Regions from separate parts of the Homo sapiens genome. Here all the other regions are linked to region 5. A link is a loop called in an ENCODE intact Hi-C map of the cell type or tissue named here. Cell type or tissue: endothelial cell of umbilical vein. All regions are shown on one strand.

The links. Hi-C counts contacts between places; a loop is a spot of excess contacts. Peaks named below come from ENCODE experiments on the same cell type or tissue, not always from the same donor. Only the 100,000 strongest peaks of a DNase experiment are listed, where the experiment ranks them.
Region 1: it touches region 5 in a loop (6-fold over the local background); 104 of 110 quality-filtered maps call a loop at or near these places.
Region 2: it touches region 5 in a loop (2.0-fold over the local background); 21 of 110 quality-filtered maps call a loop at or near these places.
Region 3: a loop joins it to region 5, with 5 times the contacts of the local background. A loop is called at or near these places in 7 of 110 quality-filtered maps.
Region 4: a loop joins it to region 5, with 6 times the contacts of the local background. A loop is called at or near these places in 6 of 110 quality-filtered maps.
Region 6: a loop joins it to region 5, with 4 times the contacts of the local background. A loop is called at or near these places in 3 of 110 quality-filtered maps.

What each region holds. Positions count from the first base shown.
Region 1 is chr4:84,747,933-84,752,932 of GRCh38, reverse strand. WDFY3 (WD repeat and FYVE domain containing 3) reads left to right here. Exons shown (of 68, transcript NM_014991.6): 36 at 1,217-1,450. Among named protein-coding and RNA genes, the nearest start is that of WDFY3-AS1, 46 kb to the left of the region's middle. In endothelial cell of umbilical vein, a CTCF peak has its summit at 2,440 (motif pointing left); a DNase peak (open chromatin) is centred at 2,432.
Region 2 is chr4:84,918,338-84,923,337 of GRCh38, reverse strand. All of the region lies in intron 2 of WDFY3 (WD repeat and FYVE domain containing 3), which reads left to right. Among named protein-coding and RNA genes, the nearest start is that of WDFY3-AS2, 45 kb to the left of the region's middle. In endothelial cell of umbilical vein, no CTCF peak of the experiment used is centred here; a DNase peak (open chromatin) is centred at 2,557; H3K27ac peaks cover 530 bases.
Region 3 is chr4:84,796,985-84,801,984 of GRCh38, reverse strand. It overlaps WDFY3 (WD repeat and FYVE domain containing 3), which reads left to right. Exons shown (of 68, transcript NM_014991.6): 17 at 121-335; 18 at 3,877-3,989. All of the region lies in intron 1 of WDFY3-AS1 (WDFY3 antisense RNA 1), which reads right to left. Among named protein-coding and RNA genes, the nearest start is that of WDFY3-AS1, 2.8 kb to the right of the region's middle. In endothelial cell of umbilical vein, no CTCF peak of the experiment used is centred here; DNase peaks (open chromatin) are centred at 1,594 and 2,454; H3K27ac peaks cover 2,739 bases.
Region 4 is chr4:84,875,709-84,880,708 of GRCh38, reverse strand. All of the region lies in intron 3 of WDFY3 (WD repeat and FYVE domain containing 3), which reads left to right. Among named protein-coding and RNA genes, the nearest start is that of WDFY3-AS1, 82 kb to the right of the region's middle. In endothelial cell of umbilical vein, no CTCF peak of the experiment used is centred here; DNase peaks (open chromatin) are centred at 688 and 2,508; H3K27ac peaks cover 3,490 bases.
Region 5 is chr4:84,963,715-84,968,714 of GRCh38, reverse strand. It overlaps WDFY3 (WD repeat and FYVE domain containing 3), which reads left to right and starts at 2,025. Exons shown (of 68, transcript NM_014991.6): 1 at 2,025-2,506. WDFY3-AS2 (WDFY3 antisense RNA 2) reads right to left here and starts at 3,099. Exons shown (of 4, transcript NR_152775.1): 1 at 2,857-3,099. In endothelial cell of umbilical vein, no CTCF peak of the experiment used is centred here; DNase peaks (open chromatin) are centred at 1,344, 1,954, 2,694 and 2,964; H3K4me3 peaks cover 2,449 bases; H3K27ac peaks cover 1,868 bases.
Region 6 is chr4:84,689,012-84,694,011 of GRCh38, reverse strand. WDFY3 (WD repeat and FYVE domain containing 3) reads left to right here. Exons shown (of 68, transcript NM_014991.6): 59 at 980-1,127; 60 at 2,227-2,381; 61 at 3,348-3,506. Among named protein-coding and RNA genes, the nearest start is that of WDFY3-AS1, 110 kb to the left of the region's middle. RefSeq lists an enhancer at 1,725-2,924. In endothelial cell of umbilical vein, no CTCF peak of the experiment used is centred here; a DNase peak (open chromatin) is centred at 2,411; H3K27ac peaks cover 1,485 bases.

The sequences.
Region 1 (5,000 bases), 220 kb after region 5:
AACCATATAGCAGGGGCTTATCACTTACTTTTGCACGTTGATGTTGATTAGCTAATAAACTGTAAACATAAAACAGGTTTAAAAATAAATAGATAAAACACACCCAAAAGATAGTTATTCCTCCATAGTACTTCAAAATTTCATGATGTTTCTTCATATTTCCACCATATACTCTAGGACCTGGGATAAATGACCTTCTTTATACTAATTTTTCTCCATGTATAAAGGTACAATACTTATTCTAAAATGGTGGGGATTTTTAGGAGAAAGGCAAATGTGACACATGACCTTAATACCTTGGCTTGTTTATAATTTTAGAATCCTTATTTTTGGTTTAAAAAAAAAAGACCTTCAATAATATATCAATATCTTTTCCTTGTCAGCATCTTTTTTTTTTTTTTTGAGACGGGGTTTCGCTCTTGTCATCCCGGCTGGAGTGCAATGGTGGCACGATCTCGGCTCACTGCAACCTCCACGTCCCAAGTTCAAGCGATTCTCCTGTGATTCTACTGCCTCACCCTCCTGAGTAGCTGAGATTACAGGCATGGACCACTACGCCTGGCCAATTTTTTTGTATTTTTAATAGAGATGGGGTTTCGCCATGTTGGCCAGGCTAGTCTCGAACTCCTGATCTCAGGTGATCTGCCTATGTCGGCCTCCCAAAGTGCTGGGATTACAGGCGTGAGCCACTGTGCCTGGCCATCAGCATCTTATAATTTGTTTGCTAGTCTCGCTCTGTCACTTGGTTCAAAATTGGCACCAATATTGTTGTTTTTTTTTTAAATTTATTTGGGGTTTTTTTAACCTATAATAAATGGATCACCCCTTACATGCTACCATTATGCCAGATTTTTATGTGAAATTCTGTGACATTTGACTTCACAGTAGGGGTAGAGTTCAAATATGGAAACATATTTATTCTAATTTTATTATTCCATATATTTTAAGTGCAGTTAGCCACAATAGACATACAATTCAACTTAAAGGTGACGTATTGTTAGTGGTCAGTCAGAAACACCATATGTTGCGTAACCATGACATATGGTGCCAGATTACTACCTTGAAAGGAAGGGTCGAGTAAAGCAGAGTGAAATAATGTGCTGAATAGCTTAATAGGTGGAAAATGCTGCTGCTCCAGTTTTATTTTTAGGAAACACAGAAGTAAAAATGTCAGAGTCTAATGTGATTACCGTATCTTTCCACTTGATTTTACTAGGTGACTGACCTTGATGATGAAGTTGGATCTCCAGCAGAAGAGTTTAAAGCGTTTGCAGCAGACACAGGGATGAACAGGAGCCAATCAGAGTACTGCAATGTGGGCACCAAGACATATCTGACCAATCACCCGGCTAAAAAGTTCGTTTTTGACTTCATGCGGGTCTTAATCATAGACAACCTCTGTCTCACTCCTGCCAGCAAGCAAACTCCACTAATTGATCTTTTGTTGGAGGTAAAGAAAAAGAAACGCATTTACATCTCTTTTGCATTACTTTTTAAATTAGAACATTAGTAACCAAACAAGTTCTATAACAAGGATTTCTAATTCCTCTTGTTTATGTGTAGGCAGAACATGTTATAGGCTGTGGAAAGTTCTTAATCCCACATGTGCTTTAAACCCTATCAGTTTGTTCTTTTCCTTCCCTCAAGGATGTCTCTAATTCAGTCCTTTATCATCCTTTCTCTAAGAGCTGGCGAACTTCTTCTGTAAAAAGCCAAATAGTAAATATTTTAAGCTTGTGGGCCATACGGTCTCTGTCACATCTGTTCAAGTATGTTGTAGCTAGAAAGCAGCCATGGACAATACGTAAGAGAATGAGCATGGCAGTGTTCTGATAAAACTTTATCTACAGAAACAGCACAGGCTGGATTTGGCCCACAGGCCATAGTGTGCCAACCCCTTCCCTGGACATTAACAGTGCCTAGTGGCATTGTCTTCTTACCTTATAATTTCCTACATCAATTTCTCTTACCTGTCATTGCCAGGTATTACTGTTGTCAGTGTCCTGTGCAACTTAAGACATGGTGCATTGTACAGAACAGGTGCCCAGGATGTACTTGTTAAATTCCCCAAGGCAGCAAACTTCTAGGTTGGCTGCCTGCCCATTCTCCTGACAATTGATATGAATCAACTGATGCATCAGAAAATGAGAGTGGCTCTAAGCCTTTAAGTGACCTCATTGCTGCCTCTAGAAATTAGCTATCCCAGAAAAGCATTAAAAAATGTTTACCTAGAAAAGTCTGAAGATATCACAGAGAGAAAATTTAATACAATGTAATTAGTTGCATATACATTAATGTTCTTTTGACCAATTCATATAAATAAGGTCAAACAGTCCATGCCAGGGGCTCTGAAAATAACATGTTTTATGAAAGAGTAAATCTGTGGAGAAGACTGCTTTTCTCCCTGAGGAACTGCACTGTCTCTCAGCAGTTTGACAGCTGAACCTGAGATTTTTTTTTTTTGTGCTCCCTCTAGTGGCTAGTACAGTTAACTTATAAATAGAAACCTGAAAACCACATGTTTATCTTATTCATGCGAAAGTATCTCAATTTGGTCAATTTTTTTTAAAATCACTAATGTAATTAGGGTACCAGTTATGCTAAGCATTTAACCAGGATGACAGTGTTTAATAATGGCAGGAGAATAATTGGTTTCCTCACTAATGCATGTGGTAGAATTAAAAAGCAGGCCCAATGGAACGTCTCCCCTTTGGAAACTTTAAAAAGCTCTAAGAGAGATGACCAGTATCTTACTGTATAGGGTAAAAATTTGAAGCATTTTATGAAAAAGTGAAATAGTTTATTGGAAAATAATAGGATAAAGTCCAGAAGAGATGTGTGCAAGAAAGCATAACTGATCAAAAAAGGAAAATACATACATGAAAGATATGGAATGACTGGAAACATACAGTGATAGCATTTTCAAGCTTCTGGTACCTGAATAGCTAATTAATTACCCATATTTAAATTGTATAATTGCCCTTTATTTTTGTTTTCTATATTTTTTAGTAGGAAGAATTTGATATATAATAACATGTATTAACCTTGAAGTAAGGTTCTCTTTGTTGTGGGCATGAATTTGCCCTACGGTAGAATAGTGCTTCAATATACTAGCGAGTAGGAGTACAGTTCAGGGAAAAGCAGGGGGTGTCAGGATTGAAGCTTCCAGATAGATTATAAACTGCTTAGAGAACAACTTTCATGTGTTCCTTCATCTCTCACAACTTTTAGCACAGTGCCTTGGTGTATTCTGTCAGTACAGTAAGTCCTCACTTAACGTCATTGATAAGTTCTTGGTAGCTGCAACTTTAAGCAAAATGATGTGTAACAAAACTAAATTTTTTTCCTCGTCAACCTTATAATAAAACTAGGTTGAAGGAAATGATGTTATTTGAGGACCTGCTGTACATTGTTTCACTTAAAGTTGCAGTTGCCAGGAGCCTGTCAATGACATTAAGTAAGGCTTAGTGTATTTTTGAATCATTTAACTATTAACTTCATCCCTGGAAATTCCCAAACAGGAAGATAGGATACTATCTAATAAAGAACATAGAAATTTACTTTTAAATATTTTGAGTATCTTTAATATACATATGCAGAATACATATACAAAAAAAATTATATTAATGAAATATTAACATTCTATGTCTTCCAATGGTGTAACAGAATAAATTATAAACATATGATTTTGAAAATTATGATTATGAAGTCTTTATCCATGAAGAGATTCAAGAAGAAAATTAGGTTGAGCATGGTGGCTCATGCCTGTAATCCCAACACTTTCTTTGGGAGGTCAAGGCAGAAGGATTGCTTAAAGTTAGGAGTTCAAGACCAACCCGGGCAACAGGTGAAATCCCATCTTTACAAAAAAATTAGCCATAGCCAGTGTTGTGGTGCGTGCCTGTATCCTACCTACTGGAGGCTAAGGTGGAAGGATCGCTTGAGCCCAGGTGTTCAAAGTTGCAGTGAGCCGTAATTACACCACTGCATTCCAATGCATTCCAGCCTGGGTGTCAGAGTGAGACCCTGTCTCAAAAAAAAAAAAAGAGAGAGAGAATTATCTTACATATTTACCATTTACCTTTGTGAAGGAAGGGGCTTGAACATCTGAGTCCAGTAAATGTGAACCAGAGCATCTTCAGTCCTATGAGTGTTAGAATTTCATCATAAAAGTATCTACTTACTTGATTATACCTACAAAAGAACATGTAAAATTATCTTCATTAGCAGTAAAATTCATTAGCATAAAAGTAGGAGATTCCCATTCATATAGACTGGCTTTAGTGTGACTGAGGCCAAATACAAGGGAAGTAGTGTGGTGTGGCAGAAAGCTAGAGCATGGGTTTGAGAGTAAGAAGTGCCTGGGTTTAAATTCTGGCCCTGTTGTTTATTATATAAGCATTTTCATCTTCCCAAGCTAAATTCATTCTCTAGAGAATGATATTATTTACCATCTCTCTTACAAGATTATTGTGAGGATTAAATATATGTACATCACCCAACAAAAAGTATTCTGAGGAATTACATGTGTGCTGGATATAGCTGTGTGGCCTTGACCAAGTTCAATTCTCTTCACATCTATACAATTTACACATCTGTAAAATGATATAAAAGTGAACCTCTCTCTGAGAATTATTGTGAAAACTAAATAAGATTTAATATTCATAACACAGTGCCCAACACTTAAACATACTCAAAAAATTGACTACGTGGCCTGTGTTGGCTTCTACAAGGGTGCCTGGAGACTCTTCTCCTAGCTCCTGTTTATCAGTGCCCTGTGCTGTCACCACCAGACTTCTCATGAAGAGCCAAATGAATTTGCTGCAAATAAATACCGTGGCAATGGGAAGAAAGTGCATGAGAACAGCTCAAACAGATTTGTGTATACCTGGAGGTAAAGATAATGAAACTGAGAGGGTGCTGACTTGGAGTGCGTGTTAGTCCAAGCTCACACTACTAATAAAGACATACCCGAGACTGGGTATGTCTTCATAAAGGAA
Region 2 (5,000 bases), 45 kb after region 5:
AAGAATTTGTGTAACAATTGTTTGTCCAGATTTCCTTTGGCCTCATCTTTTTATTCTTGATGATAAGAATGCTGTTTTCTTTGTAGTATAGGAAGGGCATCTTTCACATGGGAATTTCATCTCCTACTTTTAAGAAACAGCATGGTCAGAATGATCTTCTTGTACCTGCTGTTTTTTTAAGTGCCTTTAACTTAAATAGTCAATATGCCAGAATGGCATTTTGGGGTGTCATATTCTTAACTCATTTACCCCAAAAGACTATGATGATTTTGTCCTCATTATTTGCAAACCTAAAGAGACAGGCTAACTGCTTTTCTAAGTTCAAAGATCTCACAGCATGTGTCCCAGCTGAATAGAAGATAGGCCAAACACTTCGATTTTTAGCTATCATTTAATGCTTTAAGCAATATACAAAGAGTAAATTAAATAACTCTGTTGCATATGGGATTCCTTGGCTGGGTGTGGTGGCTCCCGCTTATAATCCCAGCACTTTAGGAGACTGAGGCAGGGGGATCACTGGCATGGTGGTGCACACCTGTAGTCTCAATTACTCAGAAGGCTGAGGCAGGAGGATCCCTTGAGTCAAAGAGGCTGAGGTTGCAGGGAGCTTTGATGGTGCCACTGCACTCCAGGCTGAGCAGAAGAGCGAGACCCTGTCTCAAAAAACAGCAGCAAAAACAACAAAACAGACTTTGCCTCGGTAAAAGCAATAAGATTAAAAAAAAAAAATGTCTTCCTGTACTGTTGGCCATATTTACATGCTTAGACCTATAGAAATCCAACAAAAGAGCCCAGCTATAGACTGAATTGATCTTTGATCCTTTACTCTGCCTGTCCTGACACACAACTACTCACACTTACAATTTAATAAATTAAAGTTTAAAGAACAAGTGTTATTTGTTATAAAAAGACTAAATTAATGTGATGATTAAAACAACTTTTTGTGGGGAGAGGAGGCCGTAGTGTGACATGTTTATTGCCTCTGTTTAGTTTGTTTTCTTTTCCTTCTGTAAACTGGAAAAGAAATATAAGAAGCAAGCTTTTTGTCCTGAGAAGACTCTTTAATGTATATTTGGCTATCTGTTGTATTTTATATTCTCAGTGTAAAATATCAATAAATGTTTATATTTATAAAATCTAGTTGTTGTTATTGTGCAACTTGACATTCAACATAAAAGTTACTTAAAACCTTATACTGATAGCTAAAATCTACAGGTGTAGGTGCTCAAGTAGAATACTAGAATCCGGATACAGATATATATTGTGTAACTTTATGTATATTATACATATATGCTATATATGTGTATATTTTTATATACAATAAATGTATAGTTATATATTGATGCCTTGAACTGAGAAATTGAAAATCTAAAAATGAAAGCAGGCCAGGTGCGGTGGCTCATGTCTGTGATCCCAGCACTTTGGGAGGCCAAGGCAGGTGGATCACGAGGTCAGGAGTTGAAGACCAACCTGGCTAAGATGGTGAAACCTTGTCTCTGCTAAAAATGTAAAAATTAGCCGGGCGTGGTGGCAGGTGCCTGTAATCACAGCTACTAGGGAGGCTGAGGCAGAGAATTGCTTGAACCCAGGAGGTGGAGGTTGCAGTGAGCTGGGATTGTGTCACAGCACTCCAGCCTGGGCGACAGAGTGAGACTCCGTCTCAAAAAAAAAAAAAAAAAAAAAAAAAAAAATGAAAGCAATAGAGACTTGGTTCCATATTTGCTTATAAATAATAGAATATATATTGATTATGAATAATACTGTCCTCAAGTAACATTTGATAAAATGTCAGATATTGATAAAGACATATAAAAATACTTTTCTCTGATTATGCTTGCTATTTCATTAGGAATAATTGAGAGAGGGTTAGTTAATTCTTAAAATGCTAACATTTTAACACTAGACAAATCTCTGTTTTACTAATAGAGTTTTCTTCTTTTCCCTTACCTTTTTAACTTTTTCCTTCCCTTCTTTTCAATTTTCTACTTTCCCATTTATTTTCCTTCCCTTCTTTTCCTTAAATTTCTTTTCCCTTCTATGCTTTTAATTACCTTTCCTTCTTCCAGGGTTCTTATGTTATTTGTATAAAAGGCACTGAACATATTGCTTAATAGCAGTTGCTTTAAGATTGGGTCCGAGAAGGCTCTTGCAGTTGTTTTATGACTATATCAATTATGTTATACCAGCTTTTTAAATCTCTGGGCAGTAATTTTTGCTTATTTGCTTCTGAAGATCCAAAATAATATATTTTATTAGTGTTGGGTTTTTTTCAAGTTAATCCATTAAGTTCTTTCCTACCTATATTTAGGACAAATTAAGAAATACAGGGAGTGACATATTCAAATTTCATTGGGGGAATTCACTCTGTAGCAGTGTGTAGAATGATTTAGGGCCAAGACTGGAGGAACGGTGATCAGTAGTAGATTGTAGCAGTAAATCAGACGAGAAATGCTAAGTGATTAGGTCCTACACCAATTTGGTATGATTGGAGGAAAAAAAAGGTCATATTAATGATATTCCCTTAGGAAATTCTCCTTTGGGTTGTGGGAGTTATAGAACCGGAAGGAAATGATGAAACTATTGAGTAATCTAGGTTAACTGTCAAGTTTCTAGTGGGATGACTAGTTGGCACTGGTGCTGTTCAGCTGTGTAGGAATTATAAAAGAAGGAACAGATTTTAGGGAGAAAAATAATGTGTTAGTTCCTGAATATAATGATTTTTTTGGAAATAATTTCAAACTTGCATAAAAGTTGCAAAAATAATATAAAGAGCATCCAGTTGCCCTTTATCCAGATTCATCTATTGTTAGCCATTTGTCCCAAATGCTTTATTACTCTTTCTCACTTTGTGCATGTTTATATGTATATATTTGTAAACATACATGCATGCATACATTTATTCTTTTCATTTAGCCATTTGAGAGTTACATTGAACATATTATGGCCCTTTAGTCCTAAATGTTTTTGTGTAGATTTCTAAGAATAAGGATCATCTCTTATATTAGCAGTCTAAAAACTTAAGTAGACTTAACATTCTTACATTACTTTAATCTTCCGTTTTCTAATTTTGTTATCTGAATAAGTGCCTTCTATGGCAGTTTTCTTCTCCTCCAGTGTAGGAATTAGTCAATGATCATATCTTGCGTTTATATTTGATGTCTTTTTAGTACCCTTAATCTAGAATAATTCTTCAACCTTTATCTTTTATTATATGACATTTTAAAAGTACACAGTCATCCTTTCTCTCCCTTTTCAGAAGTTATTTTTTGTTCGTTTTCTTATTTTTTGTTCCTTATTTTTTATTTGTTTGATGTTTCTGTTGATAAGATTTTAGGTTATACATTCCTGGATGGAATATTACATAAGGAATATATCTTTCTGAGCATATCATATCTATAGGTACTGACTGTTCTGCCGTTCATTTGTGATGGAAATTTTGACCATTTCATTGTCTGATTTTTCCACTATATAGTTACTATGTGTATTAGTTCATTCTCACGCTGCAATGAAGAAATACCTGAGACTGGGTGATTTATAAAGGAAAGAAGTTTAATTGACTCACAGTTCCACATGGCTGGGAGGCCTCAGGAAACTTACAATCATGGTGGAAGGGGAAGCAAACACACCTTTCTTCACTTGGAGGCAGGAGAGAGAAGTGCCGAGCAAAAGAGAAAAAGTCCCTTATAAAACCATTAGATCTCTAGAGAACTCACTCACTATCATGAGAACAACATGGAGGTAACCACCCCTATGATTCAGTTACCTCCCACCAGGTCCCTCCCATGACATGTGGGGATTATGGGAACTACAATTCAAAATGAGATTTGGGTAGGGACACAGCCAAACCATATTACTACATGTTCCTTGCAACTAATAAAGGGTCTACTGGGAGGGAGACACTTTAAGACAGTTAAAATATACAGCTCCTCATAACATTTCATCCCCTGTATGTAGCATCCATTGATGATACTTGCTTGAATCAATCTTTACTATTATAGTTGCAAAATAATGATTTACTCTCTCTGCATTTACCAGTCATTACTCAGCATTCTACTGTAATAGGAGCCCTTCTATTTATCTATATGTATTGTTTTATTTATTGTTGATTTGAATTTATGGTTTCCTATTTTTCCCTTAATGCTTAACATTTCACTACTGTTAAATATTTTGGAGCTAAAATTGTTCCAGTCCTCACCAGTGGCATCTTCTTCATGCTGGCTCTTGTATCCTTTTACATGTTCCCATCATTTTTTTAAGCAAGTCATTAGTTTCACTCTTTATAATAAGTTTCATCTTGTGCATTTATTGCCCAGCACTGGAGTCAGTCATTTCTCCTAGGAGCCTTAGTCCTTCTTATTGGGTAATAGTATTAGAAACCAAGATCTGGATGCTTTGGTATATATGTTATTGCTGGATATCTTTGCTTCTGGGCCCTATCAGGGAACAAACTAGAAAATGTACACATGTGTGTGTGTATATATATATATGTGTGTGTGTGTATATATATATCTATATATATATACACACACACACAAATATGCGCATGTGTTTGCATGTATATGCCCATATAACATGGATATACATATGTGAATATGGGTATTTTTTTTTTCAAAATAAGAATTTACATTGATACCTCCAATTCTCCCTTTTTCTATAATGAGAACATGGGCTCCCAACAGTGCCAACATTTTACTCATTTGGTCTAAACGAGTACCATCTAAAATGGTTTCAGAATTGTTTCACGTATATCACTAAAAACAAAAACAACATGCTACCCTGCTAGATAACCAACCTTATTGTTTTTTGGTTTATCTTTCCAATGTTTCCTTTTATAATGATTAGTAGATATGTGTGTTTTCTTATTTCTCCTTTTTTCCAACACAAAAGATAGCATATTGTCTGTGTAAGCACTTTGGCACTTAACTGTTTTCACTGGAAAATATACCCTGGAAATTATTCCATATCAGTTCATAGAGGTCGTCATCATTCTTTTGTGTGTA
Region 3 (5,000 bases), 170 kb after region 5:
CAAGAGCGAAACTCCGTCTCAAAAAAAAAAAAAATTAAAAAGGTATGCTTCATGTGAAAAGAATTGTCATCTTTCTCACTAAGAATGACCTGACTGTGTGGATTTCTTTGTTGATTTTAGCATGCTTTGGATCTTCAACTTGCCGTGGCAAATATTTTACAATCCCTGGTGCACACAGAAAGGAACCAGCAAGTCATGTGTGAAGCTGGTCTTCATGCACGACTGCTGCAGAGGTGCAGTGCTGCATTGGCTGATGAGGACCACTCACTGCACCCGCCCCTGCAGCGGATGTTTGAACGATTAGCCTCTCAGGCTCTGGAACCCATGGTGTTGAGGTAAGTTCTCTTTCATACTCAAATAGTCCACAATTAGTAATGTCAGTTTCTAGAGTCCTTATGATTCCAGAATTCCTGCCTTAATGGACATATATTCAGTTATCTATGGGCAAAATATAACAAAAATGGACAAAATACTCAAAATATGGCACTTAGAAACAAATAAATCTAGTTATTAGTAATCATTTAGTGTTTCTGTCCATCAGTTATTTCTTTCATTTGAATCTAGCAAGCTCTCACTTTCCTTTAAAAATGAAGTCATGCGTTTACTTTATATTTAATAACTTTTCATATGTAAGAAGTTTTTAAAGAAATACTTTTTAACCTTTTAATTTTGAAATAATAGATTCACCATAAGTTGTGAATATAGATCCAAGAGTTTTCCTGTGCTCTTTGCCCATTTTCCTCCAGTAGTTACACCTTACATAACTATACTACAGTATCCAAACCAAGAAATTGATATTGGTATGATGTATTCATGTGCACATACAATTATCTGTTATTGTATCATGTGTAGATTCATGTAATCACCACACAATTACGATGTCACAAAGATTTCTCTAGTGCTACCTTTATTGTCATACCCACTCCCCTAACCCCAACATCGTTAGCCCTTAGCCCATGGAAATCACTGATCTGTTCTCCATCTCCATAGTTTTGTCGTTATGAGCAGGGGTCTCAAACCCCCGAGCCATGGACCAGTACTGGTCCATGTCCTGTTAGGAACTGGGCCGCACAGCAGGAGGTAAGCTGTGGGTGAGCCAGCATTTCCGCCTGTGCTCTGCCTCCTGTCAAATCAGCAGTAGCATTAGATACTCATAGGAGCGTGAACCCTATTGTGAACTGTGCATGCAAGGGATCTAGGTTGGGCACTCCTTATGAGAATCTAAATAATCTAATACCTGATGATCTGAGGTGGAACAGTTTCATTCTGAAACCATCCTCCACAATCCATCTGTGAAAAAATTGTCTTCCACAAAACCGCTCCCTGATGCCAAAAAGGTTGGGTACCACTGATTTTGAGAATGTTACATAAATGAAGTTATACAGTATGTGATCTTTTCAGATTGTCTCTTCACTAATCATATTGCTCTTGAGCTGCACACAAGTTGTTACATGTATCAGTAGTTTTTTCTTTTTATTATGAATAATGTTCCACAGTATGGATGTATCAGAGTTTGTGAATCATTCAAGAAATATATACTTACATATGTGTATTTCTTGAATGATTCATATATATCTGTCATTTCCTCCAGGAAGCCTCCTGCTTTGAGCCACCCTTCCAAAAGTCTGGGTAGGCTGCCCCTATATAAACTCTATAACACTGCTGTTACATAACTTATTATTAGAGTACTCCTCTTTTATAAAACTTTTAGGAGCTTTCTTAAAAATGGTTGAAATTTATTTGTAAGTTTTTAAAACTGACTCCAAACTGATTGTGGATTAAGAAACTTTTATGCAGTAAACATTTGTTAAATGGTGTTGTATCAGGCTGTGTTCACGGCCTTTATAATGCCAAGATGAGTGAGATGGACCTACTCACTTCATCCATTATCTTGTAGTTGTACTCACCGTCCTAAAGTTTTGAAAATAGCATTGAGATTTTCCCCTGATCCTTTTTGGTAATCTGCTACTTTAAAAGTAGAGAAACACACAGAGAGAGAGAGAGACATTGTCCCATACCTAATGCTACTATTTTACCAGATAACTTACATTGCATAGTTAGATAAATAGAATAAGCAATGAAAATCAACCATTGGGTATGGTCAGTTTTCACAATTAGTGAGTTCTCAGAAAAAAGAAGTCAAATGATGGTACAAGTACTTTGCTACTTAAAAGCCATAGATTATAAACTAATTGTGTCTAACGTTCTACATGAAAAACTGGCAAACCTAACTTGTAAGCCTTTTTTGTTTCCTGCTGTAGGGAGTTGAAAATTTGGAGTATTCTACTTTTTTTTTTAACATGATGTTATAAATGACAGGTTATGGAGGGTTTATGCTCTTAAAAAATGTATCGTCTAGTAAAGAATACATGCAGATAAGCAGGAAATGAAAATATTGTTTATTAAGTTCGTAATAGCAGTGTTACAGAGTTTATATAGGGGCAGAGACTTTTGGAAGTGTGACTCAAAGCAGGCTTCCTGGAGGAAATGACAGTTAATGAAATAAAGTATGAGGCCAGGCAGTGTGGCTCATGCCTGTAATCCCAACACTTTGGGAGGCCAACGCAGGAGGATTACTTGAGGTCAGCAGTTTGAAATAAGCCTGAATAACATAGTGAGACCCTGTTTCTACAAAAAAAAAAAAAATATATATATATATGTATTAACTAGCATGGTGGCGTGTGCCTGTAGTCCTTGTTATTTGGGAGACTGAGGCCGAAGGATCTCTTGGGCCCAAGAGTTTGAGATTGCAGTGAGCTATGATCACACCACTGCACTCCAGTCTGAGTGACAGAGCAAGAGGCTGTCTCACACACACAAAAAAATGATGATAAATAAAAAACTCTAAAGTATGGAAGAGAGTTAATCAGGTGAAAAAGTAAGGGCAAGATTTTTTTCCCCAACAAGAAAAACAAATATGGTGGTCCAGGGTAGAGAAGGAGTACAGCATTCTTAGGCAGTCAGAAGTTTTATGTATGTCTTAAGTAGAATTTATGATTGCGGGAAAGATGGGAGCAGTGAAGCTGGAGAGTACAGTAGAAATCATCTCATGTATGGTACTGAATGCTAGCTGTTTTGTGTTTTCAACTACAGAAATGGACAGCCATGGAAGAGTCTTAAGCAATAGAGTGACACTGTGTAGATTTAAGTTCTGTGAGATACTGACTATAGTGAGGAATGGATTGAGTTGGGGCAATATTGGTGTCACAGGAGGTAATTAAGACTCTGTTTTAGGAATAGTAAAATAATATGGTCTGGGTGATAGCAGCAAGAATGAGAGAAAAGAGCAGATTCCATATTTTTATGAGTAGAAATAGCAGGATTTTCTGATTTTCTGAATATGGAAAGTTAAAGAAGGAACAAAAACACATTTCAGTGAGATGCAGAACATAAGAAATGCCCTGGGTTTGGATATAAGGTGATGAGTTTGGTTTTAGAAATATTTGAGTTGGGGTTCTTCTTAAATATTATTAACTTCTAAAAAATGAATTTATAAAAATGTATAGCAGATATATAGCTATATGGTGATTAGATGTAAAACTAACACTGTGTATGTTTTACTATACTTGCATTTTTTGTATTGTAATTAGTCTGTTGGAATTTATTAAATTCCTTTTTTGAAAATGTTTGGTTTATGAATTATAATATTCTCAACGAAGGAATAACTGTCTAAAAAACATTCTAAAAAATATGTGTCAGATATATAGCTATATGGTGATTAAATGTAAAACTAACACTATATTGTTTTATTATACTTTGCATTTTTTTATTGTAATTAGTCTGTTGGAATTTATTAAATTCTTTTTCTGAATATTTGGTTAATGAATTATATAATAATCTCAATCAAGGAATAACTTTGCTTTGTCTCTTTCTTAGGGAGTTTTTACGTTTGGCAAGTCCTTTAAATTGTGGTGCCTGGGACAAAAAACTGCTAAAACAATATAGGGTCCACAAACCAAGTTCACTGAGTTATGAACCAGAAATGAGAAGTAAGTTTTGAAATTCCCTTTTTTGATTTATTTTATGAATGAAAATCATGTAGGGGATGAATATTATTTCAAGAAGTTTGTGAAAGCAAAGAAAGAGAAGGGTTTATTATTTAAATAGGGAAACAGGCCCGGCGCGGTGGCTCACGCCTGTAATCCCAGCACTTTGGGAGGCCGAGACGGGCGGATCACGAGGTCGGGAGTTCGAGACCATGGTGAAACCCCGTCTCTTCTAAAAAATACAAAAAAAATTAGCCGGGCGCAGTGGCAGGCGCCTGTAGTCCCAGCTACTCGGGAGGCTGAGGCAGGAGAATGGCGTGAACCCGGGAGGCAGAGCTTGCAGTGAGCCGAGATCGCGCCACTGCACTCCAGCCTGGGCGACAGAGCAAGACTCCGTCTCAAAAAATAAATAAATAAATAAATAAATAAATAAATAAATAAGAATTGAGTTGTGATTTCCTTTGCTAAGAGTAGAAACAAAAATAGTTCCTTTCCCTAAGAGAATATTTGAAATATCTTTGTAGTTGCCTGAATATCCAGCACATTTAGGAGGAAAACAGTTTCCTATACTCATGTAGTTTATTTCGAGAGAGAATATTTTCTTCATTACATTTGTAATGTGTCCCTGGAGAGATAATGACAATCTGTTTAGAATTTGTCTTTTTATTCTTGAAATTGTTACCCTTTTTATAAATATGGGAATCTTTAAATTAAAGTACTTTTACGATCATGCATTTAGTTCTAATAATTGTAAGGAAAGAATTAATAATGGGGAAAAAATGGGAGAAGCAAGTTTCTGCCATTTATCTCTAATTTGTTTTATAATAAAGATGACCTATTTCTTTTCATTTTAATGGTCTAAAATTGTTTACTTTTCCCTCAAAGAGAATTAATAAATCATAGTTTTATGAAATAAAAGTATTTCCTGATTTGTAAACTATTAACTGAGATTTATAATTAAATTACATTGTATCAGTGGCTTTGATGACAATTATTTGAGATGTTTATTTTTAT
Region 4 (5,000 bases), 88 kb after region 5:
ATATATATATATATATATATATATATATATATATGTATGGTTCCCTTATTGACAAACACTTTTATTATTTTCAGGTTTTTACAATTTAATCAATGTTGCTTATGGATGTTACTTTATACGTCTCCTTCTACATATATGTGAGTTTCCTTAGGGCATGTACCTAAGTGGAATTGCTGATTCGTATGATCTGTATATGGTCAATTTTACTAGATAATTCCAACCAGATAATGCCAATCCATAAACACTGTTACTAACATTTATAACCCATTTGTTCACATCTTTACTAATTTGGTATTGTCACATTTGATTTTTGATACACAATAGTATATTGATGTCCTATTGCTCTTGTAACAAATGACCATGTTCTTACTTGAAACATTACAAACTTAGTGTCTTACAATTTTGGAGGTCAGAAGTCCAAAACTGGTCTTGCAGGGCTAAAATCAAGGTGTTCATAGAGCTGCATTCTTTCTGGACGCTCTAGGGGAGAATCTGTTCCTTGCCTTTTTCATCTTCCAGTGGCTACCCTCATTCCTGGCTGATGTCCATATCACTCCAACCTCTGCTTCCTGGTCACATCTCCTTCTCTCTCCTGACTCCTTCTTTGTGATTATTTCAAGCTTGCTCAAACAATATAGAATAATCTCCCCATTGCAAGGCCCTTTACTTAATCACATTTGCAAAGTCCTTTTGGCCACATAATGTAACATACAGGTTCTAGAGATTAGGATGTAGTAGAGACGTCTTTAGGGGCCATTATTCTGCCTCACACAAACGTTAACTCGTTGTTATGTTAATTTGCATTTCATTTATGACTAACAAGGTTGTGTAGCTTTTCATATTTTTGTGGCCATTCATGTTTCCTTTTCTGTGAAATGCCTATTTGTCTTTTGTTCATTTTTCTATTGGGTTGTTTGCCTTTCTCTCATTGACTTGAAGACATTCTTCGCATATTTTGAATGTAATGCTTTTTTGTTCATTATAGATGTTGCAAATATTTCTCTCCCAATTTCTAGCTTGTGTTTACTTTTTTTTTATTTTGATGTACAGAAGTTAATTTTGATAAGGCCAATTTTGTGTGTGTGTGTGTGTGTGTATGTATAATTTTTGTTTTGTTTCATTTTAAGACATTTCTTCCTTAACCTGAGGTTGTACTTTCCAGCATTTTCTTCTAAACATTTTTAAAGATTTGCTTTTCAAATTAATGTCTTCAGATGTCTTCAATTGCTGTGGTGACAAGAACATAGTGAATATAAGCTGCTGAAAGTAGAGCTAGTCGTGGCTGGAACAGAGAGAAATTCAGGTGGGTTGGGAGTGAGTTGATAAATATTTCTTTGAATCAATGATCAAGTTACTACTATATAGCTGTGTTCACATTGCTTTAAGATTAAATACAGTCATGAACTACCTATGATAGGTAGCCATGTAGTAGAAAAATCTGTTATTTCAAACAAAGACCATCTGGGAGAAGCATCAAGGGTTTGAAATTGCATGGTGTGTCCAGGGAACAGCAGATAGGTGATGTGGTATGAGCATGGGATGAGGGGAGGGCTAGGGCAGAAGATACAGCTTCAAAATTAGGGACCCACCAGATTTTGAGCAGCCTTTTTATACCTTGCAAAAGTTTTGTCTCTAGTCCATTGCAGCCATTGTTGTCACTTTTAAGGAAAGTTGTATTCTGATCTGTTTGAAATTTTAGGAAAATGAATATAGCCACATTATCGGCAGAGTAAAAACTGAAGTCGGCATTCCCTTAGTTCCTTATATATAGTAGACACTTAAGGAATTAAATTTCAGCAATGCTATTACAGGTGGGGATGCAAACACAGAGTGTGCAGTGCAGCCTTTTGGTTATTAGTGGTGAATTTTCAATCTTTTAAATGGATTTGACATTTAGTAACAGGCAGAAGATATTTTGAGGAAGTTTTGAAACTAAAGCACATGAGTACACTGGGAAATTCCATTTTTGGTAACACGTGATGTATGATGATACGGATTTTAAGATGTAGCTTACAAAATGCTCTTAAAGCAGTTTGTAGAGAGGAATTTTTTAAAGCATTTCGAACCATGTCAACATCATTATGTATACATAGCTTTCCAACATAACTAATTGGAAGAGCAAAATTCATTTGGATGTATAAATTTTGATATTTTGTGAAAAATGTAAAATAACAATAAAACTCCTCATTCTAATTAATCAATAGTATAATTAATCTGTGAAGAAGCCAACATCTATTTTACCATTATTATTTTTGTTGATATCATTGCTTTATTCATATTTTTTTCATTTGTGAGGTTTTACCAGTGTAATTCTGCACAATCTTTTGGCATTTGTCATTTTCCTTTGATCACTTTTAGGTCTTAACATACATTCCAGCCTCATTCAGTCATGATTTCTTATGACACTAGTGAGCTGTTTTCCTCTTTGGGATGTTCCTTGTCCTCAGTATGTTGTTGATGCTTGAATTTCCAGCGGAGGATTCTGGCTTATTGCCTTTTGTCATCATCTGTTTACCACCCAAACCTAACTCTCTGTTAGTAATTTTTTTCCTTCTGCCCCTGCCTTCTCTTAAATAGTTCTTATTTTCTGAATTTATATCAGTTTTAACTGAACATGTTTTAAAAAGTACATTATGGGGTACCCAACAATCTTAACAAAAATGGTCATTTTTGTTAGTTATGTAATTGATTTTAAACAAACCATAAAAAACAAAGTTGTCTTCTAAGTTTTCTTGTTTTAAAATAAACAGATAAGAAATTTAAAGAAAAAATTTGCCCCCTTTGGTCTATTTTAAATCACCTTAACTAGTCCTTGAGCTGCCTCTAAATCATTTATCTTCTAAACTCTTATTCAGCACCGTTTACTCATTTATGAATCATTTTTTTGTCCATTTCTTATTTGTCAGGTACCATGTCAGGTATTCAGGAAAAAAAAGTTGAATAGGATATGACCTTTGCCTTCCATAATCTTACATTGTCTGGTGTTGAAAAAGACAGTCAAAACAACAGTTACATGATGTGATAAATGCAATGATAAAGATGTACACAGGATGCTATGGGAACCAAGACGGTGAGGCATCTGTCAGACTGGGAGATTCAGGAATGCTTTCAGCCAGGCACAGTGGCTCACACCTTTAATTCCAACTCTTTGGGAAGCCAAGGTGGGAGGATCACTTGAGGCCTGGAGTTTGAGACCAGCCTGGGCAACATAGTGAGACCCCATCTCTATAAAAAAATAAAACAATTAGCTGGGAGTCTGAGGTGGGATGATGGTTTGAGCCCAGGAGATGGAGGCTGCAATGAGCCCTGATCATGTAACTGCACTCCAGCCTGGGCAACAGAATGAGAAAAACAACAACAAAGGAAAGCTGGAAAGCTTCTTAGAAGAGGGACAGTTGAGCTCAGATTTAAAGGATGATTCATAATCATCTGGATGTAGAAGAGCCAGACGGGGAGAGCCCCCAGGAGAGGGCTCAGGGTGCGTGCAGGCAGAGCAAGGAGGCCTGCAGTAGACGGGTGTGGTTAAAGTAGAATAGTAGGGCATGAAGAACGTCAGGCCTATGCAGGGGCTAGATAATAAAGAGCCTTAAAATTTGTACTTTTCCTTAAAGTTATGAGAATCAATCATACATATATTCCTTCAGTTCTGCTATGTACCAGATACTTAGCTATATGTTAAAGGATTTGGAGAGCGTAGCCTTCTTTCAAGGAATTTATAGTTTGATGCAAGATATTGATAATTTAATAGCATGAAATTATCTCTAAGCAAGTTGGTAACTTTTCAATTTAGAACAAATGATTAATGTAATTTTTATCAGGAGATACGTAAGATGTCCTGCAAAAGCTTTCTTTAGGATGAGAACTAGGATACGTAAATTGTAAGCTTAAACATTTTTTCATGTTGTAATATGTAAGTTTTTGTGAGAAACAGTAAAATACACACCCAGAACTCAGAATATCTGAACAGAAAATCTAGTGCTGTCACTTACCAGTTACATAACTCTATGTAAGTTTTTTTTTTTTAACATTTATTATTCACCAACCACTTACTATGAACTAAGGATACAAACTTAAATAAGATTTGGTTCTCTTTATTGAGAAAATTATTGCTAATGGGAATAAATAACCATTTACTGGTAAATGTACATTACGGTAGAATAACAGTAATAATAGCCCTCTCTTACTGAGCACTTGTGCCAAATACTAATCTAAGTGCTTTCCATGTAATAAATTACCTAATTTCTACAAATAACACCATGAGTTAGGTTCTGATAATTATTCTTTTTTTCCAGATAAGGAATCTTACACACAGAACGTATCTGACTTGAGGTTAAATAGTTAGTAATACAATTAATTGCAAAGCCTGTGTAACTAATATGTTATACTGTCTCTCTTAATGATGAATATTCTGTAACAGACTACAGGCATGCAGTACATAATGATATGTTGGTGAACAACAGACGGCATATATGATGGTGTTCCCAGAGACTATAATGAGGCTGGGAAATTCTTGTCACCTAGTGATGTCATAAGTGTTGTAATACCGTAGCACAAAGCACAACTCACGTGTTCATGGTGATGCTGGTGTAAACAAGCCTTCTATGCTGCCAGTTGTATGAAAGTATAGCACATACAATTATGTATAGTATATAACACATGCATATAAATCATGTAATACATGATAATAAATTACCATGTTACTGGTTTATGTAGTTACTATACTATACTTTTAATCTTTATTTTAGAGGATACTCCCACTTATAAAAAGAAAACTAACTGTAAGACAGCTTCAGGCAGGTCCTTCAGGAGGTACTCAGAAGAAGGCATTGTTATCATAGGAGATAACAGCTCCATATGGGTTATCGTCCCTGAAGACCTTCCAGTGAGACAAGATATGGAGGAGGAAGACAGTGATATTGATAATCTTGGCCCTGTGCAAGCCTTGGCTAATATGTGTGTTGGTGTCTTTTTTAACAAAAATGTTTTAAAACTTAGAACAA
Region 5 (5,000 bases):
TACTGATAGATTTGTGAACTTTATTGCAATATATGTTTTAACAGAAAAATATAATTATAGTATTTTAAAATGTAACTCTTCCTCCCTCAGTGTAAATAAAATCACAATGACAAGAGTCCTGAAACCTCTAACTGAAAATCTTCCTTTAAAAATGCATGGTGGTCTTAATGTTTAAAAGAAGTCAGCCTATTTTCGCAGTGTATATTCATGTTATCTAACGTTCTTTTTTCTCCAATTATTATACATACAGTTTTATAAGTGAATATTTAAGAGTCAAGAATTTTGTGGTATTTTGCCTAGAAATAGACTGGAAGAACACAAAATCTAAATAAAGAATAAACACCAAAAGGCCAAAGGGAAAGAACAAAAAAAGTACATGTACATGCATATGCACACACACACCCCCACATAGGTGCTTTGTTTTTAATAATTTATTTCAAAACGTATTGTACAATGCTGTCTCAAATACTTTATTTGGGTTTAAAAGAGTTGTAGATGTTAGTATAGGTTGTTGATTTCAAATGGAAAAATTATTGGCATTGAAAGATGGCAACTGAAATCTTGAACCTAACAGTTAATTAAGGTTACTTCGTGAGGATTAAATATTAGAATTCTGCTCCGCCCCCCACCAAAGGATACCGGTATTTTTACTAAAATATATTTTTAGGTTTGTTTTGGCATATTCTTTTCAAAGAGATTTGAAACTCTTAAATTGTTATAATTACAAAATCTTATATTTGAACTTTCAAAACATTACTCATTTTGAAGTAGAATCTAAAACTACATTTAAAAACATTTCTGCCCACATTTGGTCTGTTTAAGGGACTAACCTTTGAACACACTAGTCTTATTTTGAAAGGGCAAGGTGTTTTTTTTTTTTAATAGCCAGTGCCCCACAGAAGAAAAACTGTGACACCCCCCCCCCACAAAGTGCTCATATATATCACCTGTGTTTGTTAGCAATGTTACCTCCAACTTTGTTATCTTGGAGTAATTGACGAGTAAATCATTACAAATGGGTCCAACTCTAAAGGCAAAATCGTCAAAAAGAAGAAAACAGCAAATCCAACTTGCCTTATGTTTATTAGAGGAAATCCTGAAACTTCTGTAGATTGCAGTGTTAGGAAAAACAAGTTTGTGATTACAGCGATGTTATGACCACTTCCCCACTCTAACTCTGTTGTTTAAGGGAGTCCACTCCTAACTGCTGACTCAGTTTGTCTTTACTGCCAGAACTGAAGCGTGACCCAAATTGTCTGCTGGGTTGAGTAGGAACAAACGGGCAAAATGATGATCACTTGGCAGTTCTAGGTTTACTAAAGGATACTTATTTGGTCTAAACACTGTTTGTGGGACTGCAAAGGTATAAATAATGCCCCTCCCAGGAAGGAAAAGGAAAATCTAAAATCTTAGGCAACCGACTCAAGGTCACTGACGGAAGGCACCATTTGAGACCGAGCTCCTCAACTACAGTCCCATCACGGACGGGAGCCACACAGGAGAGCGTGCAGGAGTTTCGAAGCTGCGTAGTACAATAGCTGGCGTGGGCAGTTCTTTTATACTCTGGCTAGAGTAAAATTAACGCACCTTTGCGTTTCTCCATCGCCTCTGACAGCATCCAGCTAAAGGGTGTAGGGTTAAGGAAAGCGGAACCCAGTTGTCCTTTCTCAGCTGAGTCCTTTCAGAAACTGGGACTGAGGAGGGTGAGCGCCGCGGAGAGGGGCAGGGGTGGGAGAGGAGAGAGGGGCGCGGGGCGGGGAAGAGGCGCGTCTGGAAGGCAGTGGGGAGAGGGACTGAGAGGAGTGGGGTTGAAGTCCAGCTGGGAGCATCCAGCGGCGCTGTCTGCAGACAGGGGCGAAGGCAGCCGCTGAGAGTGAGGCAAGAGCGGGAAGCCGAGGGAAGGGAAGGAAGTAAGGAAAGAGGAAGGAAAGGCAGGAGGGGGTAGAAGCTGAGCGGCTGCAATTTCTGCGGCCGGCTCAGTAGGAGGAGCAGGAGGGGAAAGAGGAGGATCCAGTCAGTCAGTCAGACAGCCAGCGGGAGGTGGAGAAAGCAGGAGGAGGAGGAGGATTAAAGATGGCCACCAACAGCTGCGGGAAACGGCAACAACCCCTCACTTTCCGGGATGGTCCCTGCGGGTCGGCCCGGCCTTGATGGAGAGAAGAAACCCGAGGAGCGCCGAGGCTGAGGCGGCGGCGGCGGGGACCCAGCGAGGACGAGGACGCGGCGGAGCAGGGACGGGGGCAGGAGAAGGGAAAGGCGGCGGCGTCGCTGCCCCTGCTGCCTAGCACCGCTGCCTGGCCCGGCGGACCGGTTCCCATACCTCGCGGCCGCAGAATCGAGCTCGGGCCCCGGCCCCCGGCCCGCGGCGCGGGGCTCCCGGGCCCCGCCGCGGACGTCGCGCCGGTCGCCCCTTCCCCGTAGCCCGTGCGCCCTCGGCGCGGAGCCCCGGCCCGCCGCGGTCCCGTCTCCTGGGCCTGTCCCGCCCGCGCCCTCCGCCGGCCCTCAGGTGAGTACCCCCGCCATCCTCCCCGCCCCCCGCGCTCCCGGAGAGGCGGTGCTGCCTCGGCCCGGCGCGCCTGGCCGCTTTGTTCGTGCGGGGCGGAGGCGCTGCCCACTCGCGGCCCTGCGCCCGCTCCCCCTAGGGACAGGCCGCGGCCCAGCTGCTGTCCTCCCCAGGGTCCGCCTTGGCCGGGAGCCGCCGCCGCCGCCAGGGTGGGCGGCCTGGCCCTAGTCCTCCGCTGCCTCCTGGGGAGGGCGCCGTCGCGGACGGGTCGGGGTCGGGGTCACGGGCGGCGAGCGGAGCGGAGCGGAACCGGGATATTTCGGGGGATAGGGGAGGAGAGGGCTGGACGTTACCTGTGGGAAGCAGTGGGGGCGTAGGCGGCCCTGGCTCGCAGGGGTAGGGGATCAGGCCCTGGCCCCCCCCCGCTGCATCCTGCGGGGTCTCAGCTCCCGGAGCCACCCGGACCTGAGCGCAGCCGAGCGCGGCCTCCATCCCTCGGGCGCTGTCTCCAGGGCTTCGGGCCTCTCCCCCTACGCCCTACGCTGGAAGCCCTTCGATTATGGAAGGAGCCAGAGATGCTCCAGTTCTCTTGTACTGGGGATGTGGTGGCATCGCAAACATTCACAGTTACGGCGGGATTTAAGAAGCAGATGAGACCTTTCCAACCAAAGGCCATCTGGCTAGTGTTTGAGCCTCAGGTGCAGTTTTTCATTGATTTTTACCATTTAATTGTGAGATCTGCAATATCAGGTCTTCCTTTCACAGAAACAATGTGATACAACCAGATTGAAAGGATATTTACTGCATATGTGAACCCTTGCATGGACTTCCAGTACCTTAAAAATGGTTAAGTGTTTTCTGTTGGAAAATGGTGCTCATGCATACGAAAAACTATTTTTGTTCAGTAATGGTTGCCAACTGGTTTACTATGTAGTTTGAACACCAAACAATTAAAAAGGAAAAACAAAACCCTATTCTTCGGGCTTTTTAAATAGTGGCATATTTCCAGGTTGGTATTTGGTAGCAGGTTGAGAACAACTGGTTTCGACTATCAGGCGACGTAACAAACATAACATAAAACAGAACTAAAAATGTGCTAATTTATAGAAAAACATGTTGTATTAGTGCATAAGTCTAGTAAAAAAATCCGACTTTAAAAAAAATAAAACTTTATCATGAGACTCTTAAGTATAGGAATTAGGTTGGTATGTTTTTATGTTTAAAAATATATATTGCATTAGAATTGAGAACTCTTCCTATGATATTTGAGCAATAGTAAAGTATGTTAATACTTTGAACCATTCTATCTCAAGCTGCTAGAAAGAGGTTTCTACTGCTAGTTTCTTTCCATGAGTTAAAATGGATTCATCTGAAATATATGTATGCTTTTGGTGGGTCACAGTGGGTCATGCCTGTCATTCCAGCACTTTGGGAGGCCAAGGCTGGGGGATCACTTGAGGCCAGGAGTTAGAGACCAGCCTGGGCAACAAAGAGAAAACAATTTTTGTAAAGAAAAAAAAAAATGTTTCAAAAAATTTGTATCACCTCCAAAAAGGAGGGATAAGTTAGAAAATACAATGTTCTACTCTTGCATAATCTGTTTTTGAAAAAGTAAATGACAGTATATTTCAATATTAGTTGGATTCTCTGCTTTGAAGAGATTCTTAAATTCCACTGCTCAACTTTGCAATTTTAAAAGTTTACATCAGTTGTTCTTAATTTATTTATTTATTTCTTTTTTTAGAGACAGGGTCTTGCCCTGTTGCCCAGGCTGGGGTGTAGTGGCACGATCACGGTTCACTGCAGCCTTGAACTTCTGGGCCCGAGTGATCCTTCTCCCACAGCCTCCCAAGAAGTTAGGACTACATGTGCATGCCACCATGCCTGTCTAATTTTTCTATTTTTTGTAGAGATGAGGGTCTCCCTGTGTTGCTCAGGCTGATCTTGAACTCCTGGCCTCAAGTGATCCTCCTGCCTTAGCCTCTCTAAGTGCTGGGATTACAGATGTGAGCCACCATGCCCTGCTTCTTTCTTAATTTCATGCATATACTTCTGAGGGTCCTTGGCTTCCCAGAAATCATATGCAGAATATAGCATATATTTGCTTTTTTCCTAGATAAAGACTCTGTTGGGTGATCACATTCTCAAAAGGATATGGGTCTGTAAAAGATTATGAACTTCTAGATATAAAATTAAAGAATACATATTCCATATTTGGAAAGCTAAAATTTTTAAATTACATTTGATGATTTATGTCCTTCATTTCTGATTATGCCCAAGAAATGTTTGTGATTAAGAGTTCAGCACATAGACGTTGTTTCTAACACATTCTCATTTAAATCGAAGGAAAATATTAATCCCATTTTACAGATGGGGAAATAGAACAAGTTGTTTTAAAGTCATACAAACACTGGTGGGCCAACATGTGAACCCAGACTGTCTGAAGTTAGAGCCAGCATTCATAAACAGGGTATACTAGACTTTGATCGGTAATACC
Region 6 (5,000 bases), 270 kb after region 5:
TTCAGATCTCCTCCTCAAATACTAGTTTTCCAACAGAAACTACTCTATGCCTGTCTCAAAGATTTACAATAATTGAAAAATAGTAATCTTAAATGTACTTTTTTTTTTTTTTTTTTGAGACGGAGTCTCGCTTTGTTGCCCCAGGCTGGAGTGCAGTGGCGCAATCTCGGCTCACTGCAACCTCCACCTCCTGGGTTCAAGCGATTCTCCTGCCTCACCCTCCCAAGTAGCTGGAACTACAGGCGTGTACCACCACGCCCAGCTAATTTTTGTATTTTTAGTAGAGACGGGTTTCGCCATATTGCCCAGGCTGGTCTCGAACTCCTGACCTCATGATCCGCCTGCCTCAGTCTCCCAAAGTGCTGGGATTACAGGCATGAGCCACCTCACCCAGCCATTAATATTTTTAATCCTGTAGAAATACAGAATGACGATGTAGCACATTTTTGTTTTCTTTTTTCCCTTTACAACATAGCAAAGCACAAAGAAGATGATAATATTCACACTTTCAGCAAATCAGTAGCACCTTTTTAGGACACCAAAATGATATTTCTAAATCACATAAAGGCCACATTGAAACCAGAAATAATCCAACTAGATAGAGTGTCTGCCTGCCTTCAATGGCACAGAATGGTATTAGGCTACTGAGAGTTAACTTTTGAATATCATTGGAAAATAATTGTCAATCAACTGTAGATTGACTTTCTTTGAGAAAGTTATTGTGAATTCAGCTTAGCATAGAACAAGACAATAGCCCATGCTTTAGTATCATAGTCCTGTCCCTGCTTATTCAGGTGTGAGTTCTCTGGCCACCTTCATAGCGTCTTTGAATCTCTTTCCTCGGGTGTAAAATGAGGATAATATAGTACCTAATAGTTCTTGTGAACCTTAATTGAAATAAGAACACAATGCCTGGCATATAAAAGGGCTTATAAGTGTTATCTTTCATTATAAAGTGAGTCATCTTCTTTCATACCAGTTATTTAAAAAACCTCATCCACCAAAGCGAGTGAGAAGTCGACTCAATGGAGACAATGCAGGAATCTCTGTCCTACCAGGATCTACAAGTGACAAGATCTTTTTTCATCATCTAGACAACTTGAGGCCTTCTCTAACACCTGTAAAAGGTAAAATAATGAGAAATAAACTTTTGATTAATGATTTAATGGGATTGTTAATAATCCCAGTTTAACAATAACAAATTTGCTTTTTGACGATAGCATAATTTGTTTAATAAGTGCCATACATTTTGTGTTAGATTACTAAATACCTACTAGTATTTATATTTTCTCTTTTTGCTTTTTTTTCTCTGTTTTCTTTTTTTGGCTTGTTGGACTTCATATCAGAAAGAACCAAACAGTCTTCTCTCTCCTCTTTAAGATAATCAAAGCTCTAAAATACCAAAACCTTGTAAATTCAACTTTATAGATAAAAAAAATTTGTCTTCATAATTTCATTCTCATTTAAATATATTCTGCCTATCCGATATATTAGTAAAAGAACACATTTTTAGTATGCCAATGAAAAGACATCTGTGTTTTATCTAATGGTATAATGGGATATCTAAAAATATTTTTTCAAGTAGGTTTTTTCCCCTTAGAATGAAAAAAAAAAAGTTCTGCAAAATCTTGAAGTTGTCGCTTAAAAATATCCAAGAATTGGAACAAAATCTGGTTAACTTGTGTGCCATTCTATGCCATTTGTCCTCATTACACAGACTCTGCTCTGTGCCAGCGTCAGTCACTGTTGGCGATTCTTCTGGAGTAGTAATATGGTCATCAGAGTGCTGGTGTGGAGCAAGGAGTCCGTTCCTCTGGGGAATGACATGACCTTCCTTGAGGAAGTCTAAGGTCTGGCTATAACTTGGGAGGTACTAAAGACATAGGTTTGTTGATAATCTGTGTCCCTATGACATTCTGGGGAGCATCCCAGATTACTCTGTACAACCCTAGGGAGGCAAACCTGAATGGTAGTACCCAAACCAGAGAGTGCCCAGAAATAGGAAAGCTGGAGGAAAGTCCTGCAGAGGCCCTGTTAGGTTGAACATTCCACCCAGCAGGTCTTGTAGGAGATTCAAAAGCCCAGCTCTATTTCAGAGATCATTTTTTCTCAACGTAGGTATCAGGATGCTTGATTTATATGAATATTTGAAATTATCATGCTCTATGAGATAATGACATTAGTTTTTCCTGTTCCTGTCCTAATACCATGATTTCTTTTTTCTAGAACTCAAAGAACCTGTAGGACAAATCGTATGTACAGATAAAGGTATTCTTGCGGTGGAACAGAATAAGGTTCTTATCCCACCAACCTGGAATAAAACTTTTGCTTGGGGCTATGCAGACCTCAGTTGCAGACTGGGAACCTATGAGTCAGACAAGGTTTGCATTATTTCCTGCCTACTCATTTAATATTGCTCTTTTGTGGTCTGGCTATCCTATATGACTAATAGGGTTGGGGAGAACCCAGTCCAAGGGCTTGTCAGCTGTTCCTCCAAAGCCCAAAAGAAAAGTGAGCTTTCCTATTTGGGGAAAGGAGAGCTTCACTGAATGAGAGCAGGATAAAGGAGCTCATAGAGATGTCATGTTCCCTGCAGAACAAGCCTCTTTTGCAAAGTTGTGTAACAGGGGCTAGCAGTTTCCTTCTCACTCAAAGAATTCCTCCGAGAGATCCTAGCCAGCAAGGAGCTCAGCATTTCTGTCAACCAGAATAGCCTCCTTTTGATGAGTCACCATCTGCCCCACTTTTCATTTTAGTGCTCCAAACAAGCTGGCAGAAAACCTGTTGCTCCATCCCACAAGAAGCAACAGCAACTGTTTTGGGTCCCATAAGTACCTCTTGGAGAGACAATCCATAGTGATCCTTTAGTGCCCTGTGTTTGCCCTCCAACAGTCCCTTCCCAAATGCAAGACGAAAAGAATCTGCATAGTCTGTTATGTTGCTTTGTAACACGATTCCATTTTGTTGATGTTCTCCTTAGCAGCAGTCGTGCTCTCTTTTCACATTCTGTCTACAGCAAATGCATCCTTTTGCCACATTGTCCCCTGCACCTTCCATAGATCACACAATTTGAGCATCACTTTCCCAATCTGGAGAAACCAGAGACCCCCATTATGAGCAAAGTCCTTTTTGGTTATGGCTTTCAGCAGCAACAATAGTTTGGAGGCGGTAGGGGTAGTTCAGGGTAGAGATTCAGTGGATATGCTTCTGAACTAAAGCTAGCTCAGAACATGAGCCGCTATTTGCTGGTGAGGTGCCTGCACCTTCACTCAATTCTGCTCCTTGAGTTTCAGAAGTTTGTATAGTACTTAACGGCATGTGTGTCTCACATCCGTTTTACTTTATAGGCCATGACTGTTTATGAATGCTTGTCTGAGTGGGGCCAGATTCTCTGTGCAATCTGCCCCAACCCCAAGCTGGTCATCACGGGTGGAACAAGCACGGTTGTGTGTGTGTGGGAGATGGGCACCTCCAAAGAAAAGGCCAAGACCGTCACCCTCAAACAGGTAAGAGAGAACATAGAAAATGCCAAGAAGGACATAGTCCATCTCCTGTGCCTACACCCTGTAGGAAGTAAAAAGCTTCCTTAATTCTGAGGTACTTCAGATCTAATGGACAAAACCAAAGTGACGTTCTGTTGCTAGAAATACTTTTTTGAAAAAAAAAGGAAATCAGAATAGGTTGTTTCTAACAATGATCTAAGCCGGTCCCTTTGTTAAAATCTGAAGAAAGTTATCTTTAGGTAACATATATTTCAGTGTATTTAAGTAATATAAATGCAAAAGTCTAAATTGAATTTTTGCAAACTGAATTATGTTTGCTATTGACTCATATTAATTTCCTTCCAGGGTGATTTCCATTTATCTGCCACTAAATTCTTTATTTTTTGTTTCTCTCTTTTCTCATTTGTCATATACTTAAGGATATGCCAAACTCATGAATATATTCAGTAGAGCCCTTGATGATTTAATTAACGAGTATTTCTGATTGTCTATTACATACATGATTCTATTATTAATTTTTACTTAAAGCAAGAGTCCTTTTATAATTAAGCCATTTCTTAATATTTGATCTGTGAGAGAACTTACCATAAGGTATTTTTTAAATAAGGAGCATATATCTAAGTATTTTTAATGATATAAATTTGAAAAATAATGTAACAATACCACTTATCAATTATTGAGCACCTCTATTTCAGGGGACTGTGTTGAGTATTCTACAAATACAAAACTCTAGTCGACACAATTCTACAAGGTAGTTATTAGCCCCATTTTACCCCTGAAAAAGACACAGGTTAGAGTGGTCAAGACACAAGTCTAAAGTCACATGTAGCAGTAAAGCTATAATTTAAATTAAGTTCTGTCTGACTTCAAAGCTATTATAAAGCCAAACTCAAACAGTGGTGTCATAAATACCTATAGAAAAAAATTGAACCCCTGTTCAGTATAAAACTGAATCATCTGTATAGGCCAGAAACTTCACAGAGTTGCTGGGTCCTGAGGCAAGCCATATAAAGAGGGAGAAAGTCTTGAAGTGAACAGATTACAAGGTTAATAGTACATTTTGCTGATTCAAATTATGCTTAAAAATATTTTCCATTTAGAAAATGCACTTTGAAAGTAATGTGCCAGGAAAAAGGACTTCCTGCTTAAAATAGTTTCCTGGGGTTTGCTAAGCATGCAATAAAGATGTCTATATGACCAAAATTTTAAGCCAACTCTTTTTTTATATTATGCACACACACACATATATATACTTCATGTGTATACACAGATAGTTTTCTCTCTCAAAAGTATTAAAAAATTTATCAACCTTCAATCTGTAAAAAATACCTACTCTACATGATAGCAAAATCTCTCCTCCAAGTTTACACTGATTTACACCCAAGGCTTTCCCCAAATGTACAATAGGAGGCAACCTCTTACATTCTAGTGTGGAAGGCGGCAGATGAAGCCAACTCATTATTAAGCGGATATATTTTTCTGCCAGGGCAGATGGCC